Regions from separate parts of the Homo sapiens genome. Here region 2 is linked to region 1. A link is a contact called in ENCODE Hi-C or POLR2A ChIA-PET data. All regions are on one chromosome and are shown on one strand. The core of a region is the stretch at or near the end of the contact, and the rest is flanking DNA. Distances in the headings are between cores, read along the strand shown.

Region 1 (5,390 bases), core at 2,197-4,696:
TTATAGTGCCTTGAACTCCTAGCCTCAAGTGATCTTCTTGCCTCAGCCTCCTGAGCAGCTGGGACTATAGGTGTGCTTGATATATTTTATTTTTATTTTATTTTTTTTAGATGGAGTATTGCTCTGTTGCCCAGGCTGGAGTGCAGTGGCAGGATCTCGGCCCACTGCAACCTCCGCCTCCCAGGTTCAAGCGATTCTCCTGCCTCAGCCTCCCGAGTAGCTGGGATTACAGCTGCCTGCCACCACACCTGACTAATTTTTGTATTTTTTAGCACAGACGGGGTTTTGCCATGTTGGCCGGGCTGGTCTCGAACCCCTGACCTCAGGTGATCCGCCCACCTCAGCCTCCCAAAGTGCTGAGATTACAGGCGTGAACCACCACGCCCGGCCCACCTGATATCTTTTAAATTTGTACATAATAGAATTATCTTTTAAAATAATTTTCACTGTCTACTCCCATTTTTGATATTACCAATTTTCCTGCCACTCAAGATTAGGACATTGACAGTGGGAGCTTTGTTTATGGTGGCTTATCCCCACGGATTTAGCGCTGGAGAGAAAACGTAAAGCTAGGAGAAAAGAACATTTTGAAAGCCACAGAATAGGCTCTTCAGCGGCTAGAACACGGTTCCAGGCTAGGGCAATATGGCGTCCTGTACACCGGATTGCATCATCTTTCTTTGCCAAGGATCATCTGGAGCTCAAATCAAATCTAAATGTGTCCACCTCTAAAATGGGGATAATCTTCATGTTTCTTTTCCTTTTACAGATATAAATGCAATTTCATTGTCTTGACCGTTAGGAATTCTCTGAAGGTCTGTTACTACGTAAATTGTGTGAACTCCGAACAGCAGAGTTCAAACTTGATCAGAACAAAAAAGGCTAGAGAGTGGCAACTCTCCTTTCCGTCATTTTAATGGCTTTTGTATGACCAAATGTTTCCTTGCCAGTCAGTGGGGAAGAAGCAGCGAGCTTGTCTCTTAATTGCTTTAGAGTTCTGTTTGTCTATTTAGCGTTTCTTTTTGAAGTCTGAAGATTTATGGAACAATAAACGTCATTTAATGCTGCGTGCTATTTTGGATTCCTCACTGGTTTTAGAATTTGGGTAAAACTACTTAGCTGAAAGTTTAACAAATTTGAAATTACAAGTATTGTAGAATAGTTCATCTCAGTGACATAAAATTACGGCAGCAGCAAAGTGTGTTACTTTGGTTTTTTTTTTTTAATAGTAAGATGTAGACATTTTAGTATAACAAATGTTTTCAAGTTGTTTGGGAAATAAATAAGCTAGGAAGCAAGGTTTAAATAAGAATGGTTTGGTTTGGTGCTGAATGATGTTGTTAGTACACCGCAATTCAAGTGTTGGCTATGCATTTGGGCCAATTTAGGGAAGTCCAAAACAACGCACATTCGCTCAGTAGTGTGAGAGATTAATTGTAGGCAGGTCCCATCTTTTTTACAGTATTCAAACGTTCAACCTTAAGACCCCACCAGGGCGTCTCATTCCACCGGGAACTAGAGAAGCTTGACTTGTGTGATCACCTCCTGATGAATGGACTGGGGCGGAACACAGATCCGGAGGTGGGGGCTTCTCTTCACCAAGCGCAAAGCCTACCTTCCAGAAGGCTGGCTGCACAAGCGGCCGCCCTAAATGCGGTCAAAGCGGGCAAATTCGCCGTGGGTGCCTTCCTTCCCTACCTCCGGCCCACTCTGGTTGCTCCTTCCCAGGTGCTCCAAGCTCTCCAGAGTTTCTGGTGGTTTAAAGTTTCCGCTTCACGCCCAGACTGCTCTAAGGGCAAACACGACCCCTTTCCTCTTCTAGGACCCCTTCCGTGAAGTCTGTTCCAACCCTGAGCCTCTCCACCTTCGAGATTGGCCGCAGATGCCCCGACGGGATGGCCTGGGGAGCCGAAAGCTGTCCCCAGCCCCGGACAGCTACTGCCCACGCCGCGCAGGCCAGCCTCACACAGTAGCGAATCTCCTTCACGCGACTTCCTCGCAGGCCTGTGAACCCGCAGGGGAGGCGGAGGTCGGTTCAAACCCTGCGAGAGCCCCTGCCCAGCGCGGAGTCCTGCACACGGTGGAAAGTCCTTACGCATTAGCGGGCAGGATTAAACGACTTCACACCACGAGGTGCAAGACTGGGCTTCGGGGCCTTCCTCGGTGTTGCTATTTTAAAAGAAGCTGCTCAGTAACCCAGAAGAAGATGACGGGGGACGGTGGTGTAGACCCGGCTGGAGAGGAGTCCAGGGCCTGGGAGGCGCCCCCTCTGACTGAGGGGCTGGGGACCCTGAAGCTTGGCGTCCAGGCCCCGCCAGCGCTGCACCCGGCATTGTCCCGCCTGGGGCAGGCGTCCGGTCCCTCGGCAGTGCGGGCCAGCACGTACGTAGTAGCTGCTGAATAAATAAATGCCTATGCAACAGGGAACGTCCCGGCCCACCCCGGCCGGGCCAGGGCCTAGGAAGGGCGGGCGTCCGGCGCCGCCGTGGGTCCCTCCGGCGTGGCCGCCCACACCTCCTGGCCACGGCGGGGCTGCGGTGGGGGGACATCCTGGGGCGGGCGGCTGGACGGAAGGGACTAGAGTCGGGGCGCGTCCACGGCCAACCGCCCCGAACCAAGCAGGGGAGGCCAGGGACCAGGAGCTTCCGGGGCCCCGCGGCTGGAGCGCCCGGACGCGAAGGGGCGGCGGGTGACGGGGCGCGGTGCGGGCGGCTACAGGGCCGGACGGGAGTTCCTCCGCTTTCCGCCGCGCGGCTCGCGGTCTCAGCCGAGGTCATCGAGGGCCAGGAGCCCTGGCGGAGGCCCCGCCGTCCCGGACCCACCGACGCACTCCCAGGGCTTGGCGCTTTCCCACCACCCCGGACCGCCCTTGGGGTGCCGGAGGGGCTCGGGGCGCGGCGTGGGGAGCCTTTGTGCCCTCTCCGCTTGTTGAGGTTTTTTCTCCGGAGGAGAGCTCCCCGCCCGCCACCCCTTTCCTCTCGAAAGTTTTGTGGTTTCCCTAGAAGACGAAAGAGGTTGAGAAGGTTGCGGAGACTTTTGCAATCTTCCCCGTCCAGAAACTCTAAAACCTCTCGGCGTTTGGCCCAGGGGAGCTATCTGGGGTCAAGGGGAGGGAGCTGGCCGCACATTCCTTCGCCCGCCTTCCTCCCACCTGGAGCCGCGGCCCCGCGGGGCAGTGCGTCCGAGCTGGTGCGGCGACGCCGGCAGCGGCGGGGTTAAGCTCAGGAATGCGGCGCGAGGAATGCGCATGCAGATGAGGCGGGCGGGCGCATGCTAATCGCATGCAAATGAGGGGCCCGCCGCTGCCGCGGCAGCGCCGCAGCTTCCCGGATCCGAGCCCAGACGGCGGCGGCTCCGGCAGCCTGGGCGCCGCGACCCTCGGCGGCCAGAGGGGGACGGGGCGGAGGAGGAGGAAGAGGCGGAGGCAGCGGCGGCGAGGGGGAGGAGGGTTCGCTCGCCGGCTCCGACGCAGACATGGTGGACTGATCCGCAGCGGGGCCGCGAACAGCGTTTCCTGAGGCACCTCCCGCGCGTGGTTCCGCCGCGCCCCGCGCCCTGCGCCCCTCAGCCCCTCGCCGGCGCCCGCGTCGCGGGTTGGCAGCCTAGCCCGGCAGCCGCGTTCCCGCCGCGTCCCGCGCCCGGTACCTATGGAGGCGCCGCTCGCCGGCGAGGCCGCCGACCATGCCTAGGAGGGCCGGGAGCGGTCAGCTGCCGCTGCCCCGGGGCTGGGAGGAGGCCAGGGACTACGACGGCAAGGTCTTCTACATTGACCACAACACCAGGAGGACCAGCTGGATCGACCCCCGGGACAGGTGGGCGCCGGCCGCGGGGGCGCGGGCCCGTTCGGACACGGCGGCTGTTGTCCCGGAGACCCGGCCGCGCGGGGGGCTGGGGCGGCGCCGGCCCGCGGTGCCCCGAGGGGTCCCGGGAGGGATGTGGGGCTGGCTGCTCCGGCGGGGCCGAGGAGCCGCCCGTACCCGGGCTCCTCCGCCCACCGGCTTCCCGACGCCCCTCCGGGGACCCGGCCCCGAGGCAAGGCTGGAGTCGCTGCCCCGGGCCGACGCCGCGCGCCAGGCTAACGGACCCGAGGGGCCACCTGAGCCCTGTTAGGAACTTCCCTAGGCTTCGAGGTGCCCACGTGGAGGCTGCAGGACACCTTCGGCCTCTGGGCGGCGGGGGTGGGCTAGGGCCTCACTGCCAGTTGGGGAACGAGCCCTCCGGGCCACCTGTGGCATCCCTCAGGCCGTCCTTGGCGCGGGAGCCTGGGCTGCGAGCTCTTGGCGGGGGCGCCCAGACTGGCCGGAGGTCCCGAGCTGGGAAGGGGCTCCCGCCCCCCGCCGGGCCCTGCTAGTGGGTGTGACTGACTTTGCCCCTCAGAGTTTAAAAACGCGCGTTTGGGGGTTTCGCTGTCTGTCGTTAGTCTTCACCTGAAAACTTGAACCGACTCCCAGATCGGGAACAGGCATATTGTGTTTGGAAGGGAGATGTAGTGAAATTAACGTTGGGTATTGAGGCACTCTGATTTGAGCTTAGCCTGGTTTCTTTGTTTTTTGTTTTTTAAATTGGTTCAGGAACTGAAGGTTCACAAATGTTTCTGTGTCCCATATTTTTTTTACCCTTAAAATTTCTTAGAATTATTGTAAGAATAATAGGAGGTATTCCTAATTATAAATTTGTAAATTATCCATTAAGGAGATATTCCTAATTGTAAATTTAAATAACGTGCCACCAGGGATAACTTCGACATTTGGACTTTTGTCATTTCTGAAAATTATAACTTTATTGAATGTGGCCCTTTGGGCTTTATATACTTTTTAGGTGCTTCTCCTATTTAACATTTTCCCTTTTCTCAATTTGAAGCTGAAATACCTAACTACTTTATAATCTCAGTTACTTTTGCCCTAAAAATGTTGTTTTTGAAAGCTACTAAAAGGCAATTACAAGAAAGTTATAAATAACATTATAAATTTATGGAACAATCCTTGTTCAATTATCCGTGAAGCTACGGGCCTAGGTTTCCCTCCTGAAATGAGAAAAGGCACCTGTGCTGAGGTTCGGTCTTGCCGCAGCCTGGCTGCCTGTTGCTGGCCTGATGAAAATTGTGACAGGCATCACACCTTCCCAGTGTCTCCAGACGTGCTAGTTGTTGTCATAAACTTCACGCTCCAAGCCAGTTATTTGACTTATGCTATTGCACTTTGAAACTACTTAACAGATAGTAAATGTCAGTGCTGATGGTGTGCACCCAACTGCGGCTTTTAAGGCACCTGTATAAATATTTGACTTTTACAGTTGTGTGGTAATTCTTTCTGCTTTCTGATACTTGGAGTTTCAGGTAATTGAAATAACAATAAATTCTTGAAATATTTAGGCATTCTAGGTTCTCTTCT
Region 2 (4,961 bases), core at 312-2,811, 1.4 Mb after region 1:
GTTACACCCGCGACCCTTGGAACTTGGAACGGCTTCCCCAGCCCCGGCGGACGCCGGCCCCCAGGCCGTGCCACTGGGAGCAGGCGGGCGCCGCGATTGGCCGCGGCCGGCTTCACTCGGTGGGCGAGCCCTACCGGCGAGGCGGAAAGGAAGTGGCGGCCGCCGCGGCTTTGCACCAACCATGTTCGGCCAGCGGGCGAATGTCACCCGGCGCCCGGAGCCGGGTCGGAGGGCACGGGGCGGGCACTCGCGTCCCCACCCCGCCGCGGCCCGCGCCCCGGGACCCCGAGGGGACGCCGGCCCCCACTGCGCCGCTCGGTCCCCGGAGGCTCCCCGCCCCCACCTCGCCCGCTCCGTAGCCGAGGCGGGTCAGGCCCAGCGCGCGAGGCCGGCCGGGGGCGCCTGCGGGGACCCGGGGGCGCACGGCGCTAGGCCGCGGCCCGGGCGGCTGACCCCTCGGCACGGTGCCTTCCTGGGACGCGCCGCCCGAGCCCCTGGCGCGCTGGGACAAGTGCAATGACAAAGCCCCAGGGCCCGACCGGGCGCTGGCCGGCGGGAAGGAGGACGCGGCGTCCCTTCTGAGCGGCGGCGGCGGCGGCCCAGCCCCCAGGAAGCAGGGCGCGTCGGCCAGGCCCGGCGCCCGGCCCGGCTCCGAGCCCGCCCTCCCGCCCCGGCCGCTGGCACCCGACGCCCGCGACCCGACCCCGAGCCCGGCAGGCAGGCGAGCCCCTGGACCGCCGCGGGGCGCCCCAGCAAGTTTCCTCTGGCCGTGGCTGGAGGCGCTCCTCCCGGCCGGGGAGCGGTGCCTGCTTATTTACGCTGGAGGCAGCCTGGAGAGGCGCCGCCGCGGGCACCGAGAAGGACCCGCTCCCCTCCTTCGGATCCGGTGGCGGCGGTGGCTGCACACACACACACGCGCGCACACACAAACACGCACATACACACAATTTTGTTTTAAATGAGGCCCGACTCCAGCTGACCTGCACCCCCACACACAACACCTGGGGCGCAGAAGCACACACAGCAGGTCTGTGTCCATGGAGCCACCTCTCCGCATCTGCAAATCCAAAAGTGAAATTAAACCTCCACCAACCTCCTCCTCCTCCTCCCTCTCTACCTCCTCCTCCTCCTCCTCCTCGCAGCCTCAGCAGCCCCAGTAGCAGCAGCAACAGCAGCAGAACCTGCTTCCCCTAAAATCAGATGATCCATAATTGCGCCGACTGTTCCTCCAAAAATCAGTATTAATATTTATGAACCCCGGCATTTTCCGTCTGCAAAACATCGTGTCAAGGCATCAGGACACGCATACACACACGGCCCCCCACAGTCCCCAGAAACATGCCCTCGAGAGAAACACACACAGTCACAACTATTATTTGAAAAATGTTACCTCTCAGTGTGCTTTTTTCACGCTACCAATACAATTCCGCAAGGTATAAGTGTTGCTAGGGTATGTGAAATGGAAATGAAAGCCCGTCAGTTGAATAATCGCAGGAGCAAAACTAAAAGTTACTCCCCGGCTTGCCTGAGAACAGTCCAGATCGAAAGCAAAACAAGGAGAGGAAACTGCGAAGAGCCGCGGCTGGAAATCCCCCCACCCCCCGCCCTCCTCCGGCCGCGCTCCCTCCCTCGCCTCCCCTCTCCGCCCTCCTCCCTCCGCCCTTCCTCCCCAGTGTTTGTTTCAAGCTTGTGCAACCGGGAGGTGGAGGCGGAGGGAGGGCGCGAGCGGCCCGGCCGGGAGGTGCGGAAGTTCGCCGCAGCAGCTCATTGGCGGGCAGCGCCGCTTTCATCATTTCTCGGAAAAGTCAATTTCATTTTCGCTTCCCCAGGTCGCGGCGGCGGGAGCAACAAGCAGCGGCTCGTGAGTCCGCGGCTCGCACCCAGGGGCGCCCGCACGTGCGGCTAGAACGTCCGAGTCGGGGTCCGGGGCGGGGGGCGCAGGCCCGCGGCGGTAGGGGAGGAGAGCGGGCACCCGAGTCTCCATCCTCAGGGTGGCCTGAAGGTTCCAGGAGGGCGTCCGGCGAAGGCACGGGGCTGCGACCATCCAGTTAGCAGGGCTGGTGTGACTGTTGAGAGTAAATGAAAATTCGTTTTGTGACACCGACCACCTCCAAGGAATGAAAGGAGCAGTCAGCCGAAACGACAGCATTACTTGCGTCCTTACCTAATTGGAACCTTATCCGTGGCTGAGGGTGCCACCATTGGAGGGGCCGCCGCCCCCTCTGACACCACCTGGCGCTCCGCTCCATTTAGGAGCTAGAACGAAAAGGAGGCCCATCCCCCAGTAAGTCACAGCCCACGCCAAGATGAGTTCTGGAGCCTGTGCGACCGAAGTTTCTTCACCGCAGGGCGAGGTGGACAAGGGTGTGAGTTACTTTGACTTCAAGACGTCTCAGTGGCGGCTGGTTCTGGAGAGAGGCTTTATGCTGGAGCACTTCCAGCAAAGTTCGGCTGGGGCCTCCTTAACTCACTGGCTGGTCACCCTTGGCCTCGGTTTTCAACCAAAGCCTAAGGCCTCAGTTTTCAACGCTGTAAATGGAAATAAATGAGAGAAGAAAGTACAGCCCGTGTGACAAGTGCAGCAAGCAATGCAACTTCCTTGGGACCTACCCTTTGTGGTCCCTTGCTTTAAAAGTATAGATTCACATTTAGTTAGACCTGTTTCTTCCTCGCATGCAATTTCACCAGTCTTTTCCCAGACTTCTGTACTCAACAGAGGAAGTTCCTTCCTGGGAGACCATAGCTGTTTGTATGTAAAGAGTTGCGAAAAAACAAAAGCAAAACAAAAAACTCCAACACCTCTCTGTCACAGAAGTATTGAATTATATAGACTGGAAAAATGGAAGTATCCAAGAAAACGCGTGTGGTAAGAAAATGGCTAAGGTGCAGGATTCTGTTTTGTGGCTCTGGTCTCAGAAATAGACCTCACATACACATTATTCCTTATCCCCTCTATTATAATACTCACTTTTTTTTTTTTTTAAGAGACAGGGTAGGCCGGGTGCAGTGGCTCATGCCTGTAATCCCAGCATTTTGGGAGGCCAAGGCAGGAGGATCACCTGAGGTCGGGAGTTTGTGACCAGCCTGACCAACATGGAGAAACTCCATCTCTACTAAAAATACAAAATTAGCCAGGTTTGGTGGCGCATGCCTCTAATCCCAGCTACTTGGGAGGCTGAGGCAGGAGAATTGCTTGAACCCAGGAGGCGCAGGTTGTGGTGAGCCGAGATTGTGCCATTGCACTCCAGCCTGGGCAACAAGAGCGAAACTCTGTCTCAAAAAAAAAAAAAAAAAAAAAAGAGAGGGTCTTGCTCTGTCACTCAGGTTGTGCTATCATAGCTTACTGTAACCTTGAACTCCTGGCCTTAAGCGATCCTCCTGCTTCAACCTCCCAAGTAGCTGGGACTACAGGCCTGTGACAGTGCCTGGCCCAGGCACTGACTTTCTTATGTCATATAGCAATGACCACTAAGGGAAAGTCTATACAAACTATAGAATAGTTGTCATTCTTTACCCAACCCGGGACACAAGTTAAAAACCTAGTATTCATTTTTTTTTTCCTGTACCAAAACAATCATCTTCCTTTATTTTTCCTGGAGCGGGAAGAGGAGAGTGGAGAAGAAGGGAAGAATGCAAAGTGTCACTTTGAACTTCTCGTTCACCACACACGTGGGAGTCCACTCATGTCAGCAGCCTCCGTGCACAGGCCCCAGGTGAAAGAAAGAATGAGGTCTAGTTGGACCAGCTAACACTGCCTGCCTTGTGTTTACGAAAGGCAGCTGCCTCTGTGGTGTGATTTCAGGGGAGCCAGACAGGGCCGGGGCCACGAACCTGCATCCTGCATCCTAAGCACCTATTGCCATGCGTGAGGCTAACTGGAAACTCACTTGCTGGGTGCAGATAGCTTCCAAACTATTGTGATGCTCATGCTTGACTTCCCAAGGAACGTGTTTCAGGAAAGGCCATTGCCCTCATTATGGTCTTTGATAAGCAGGAAGAAGTTTGTTGTTCCTTTTTTTTCTTAATGCCCTACTTCGTGCAACATACATCCAATCAGTCATATCCTATTGACGCTACCCCTAAATATCTCTGGGCCTGGCCCGTGCTCAGGGCACTGCCTTCATTCAGTTACTGCACTTGCCTGCTGCCTGTGCTCCTGGTCTCCTGCTTGGACTCCCCCAGGCCAGCAGCCACACTACTGCCAAAATCCAGTCGAAAATTAACTTCAGGTAAAGCACAATTCCAAACCTAACACTGCCCCCCTCAAAAGCCTCTCTGTAGCCTTCAGAATAAAGACCATATTATTTGACAAGACACATAAAGTCCATTGTAATCTGGCACCAAACGACCTTTCCAGCCTCATCTCCTGCCATTGTGTCCCACAAGCCCTACATCCCTCCCTTGCCAAACCAGCCTCCGCTCCTTTTTGTCAAACAACAGAGCTGTCCTCTTGTTCATTGTTTTATCTTTAGCATGGTGCCCAGCACACAGGCACTGAAATACTTGTGAATTAATAATTACTTGCTCTTTTCATCAGGCTCTCATAAAATATTTTAGACTTGATCAGAGCCTTGTTTTATATTTTAATAGCTTTTTAATATAAATGTAATTAATGTTTCTTGTACAGAATTTGGAAGATGCAAGAATGGTGAGAGAAGAACATAAGCCACCTGACATCTCACTAGTCAGGAATAGACCTGTGGATATTTTTATGTATTTCCTTCTAGTGATCTTTCTAAGGGACCGTTTCCAATCCGCATCTCCTCTGTCTGTGTGTAGGATTTAAGAATGCTGACTGTGCAGGCTGCTCTCCACGATGCCCATGTGACAGCCTGCTGTCCTATTCTAGTTCTTGGCCGGTTCCTCGTCTGCTGCCAGCCCCCTAAATTATGGTGTTTCCAGGCATTCTATCCTCAACCCTCTTATTTTCTCATTCTACATGCTTTATCTTTGGGTGTTCT

Evidence for each region. A loop is a pair of places that touch in the nucleus more often than their neighbours do. ChIA-PET counts read pairs that join two places held with the same protein, here RNA polymerase II (POLR2A). Pooled maps may share reads with other maps.
Region 2: a map of ascending aorta shows a loop between it and region 1 (8-fold over the local background). The contact joins the promoter of IRF2 here to the promoter of WWC2 in region 1. A Hi-C loop is called at or near these places in 1 of 168 maps with a recorded cell type or tissue (ascending aorta) and 6 of 50 pooled maps. POLR2A ChIA-PET finds 5 or more read pairs at or near these places in 1 of 52 experiments (AG04450).

Annotation. Positions count from the first base shown.
Region 1 is chr4:183,095,811-183,101,200 of GRCh38, forward strand. WWC2 (WW and C2 domain containing 2) reads left to right here and starts at 3,447. Exons shown (of 23, transcript NM_024949.6): 1 at 3,447-3,812. The coding sequence starts at 3,682. It overlaps WWC2-AS2 (WWC2 antisense RNA 2), which reads right to left and starts at 3,389. Exons shown (of 1, transcript NR_024008.1): 1 at 1,211-3,389. RefSeq lists enhancers at 566-860, 2,206-2,500 and a silencer at 2,206-2,500.
Region 2 is chr4:184,472,989-184,477,949 of GRCh38, forward strand. It overlaps IRF2 (interferon regulatory factor 2), which reads right to left and starts at 1,562. Exons shown (of 9, transcript NM_002199.4): 1 at 1,391-1,562. IRF2-DT (IRF2 divergent transcript) reads left to right here and starts at 1,814. Exons shown (of 1, transcript NR_186573.1): 1 at 1,814-4,316. RefSeq lists silencers at 1-640, 721-770, 1,581-1,700 and enhancers at 1,731-1,920, 2,271-2,600.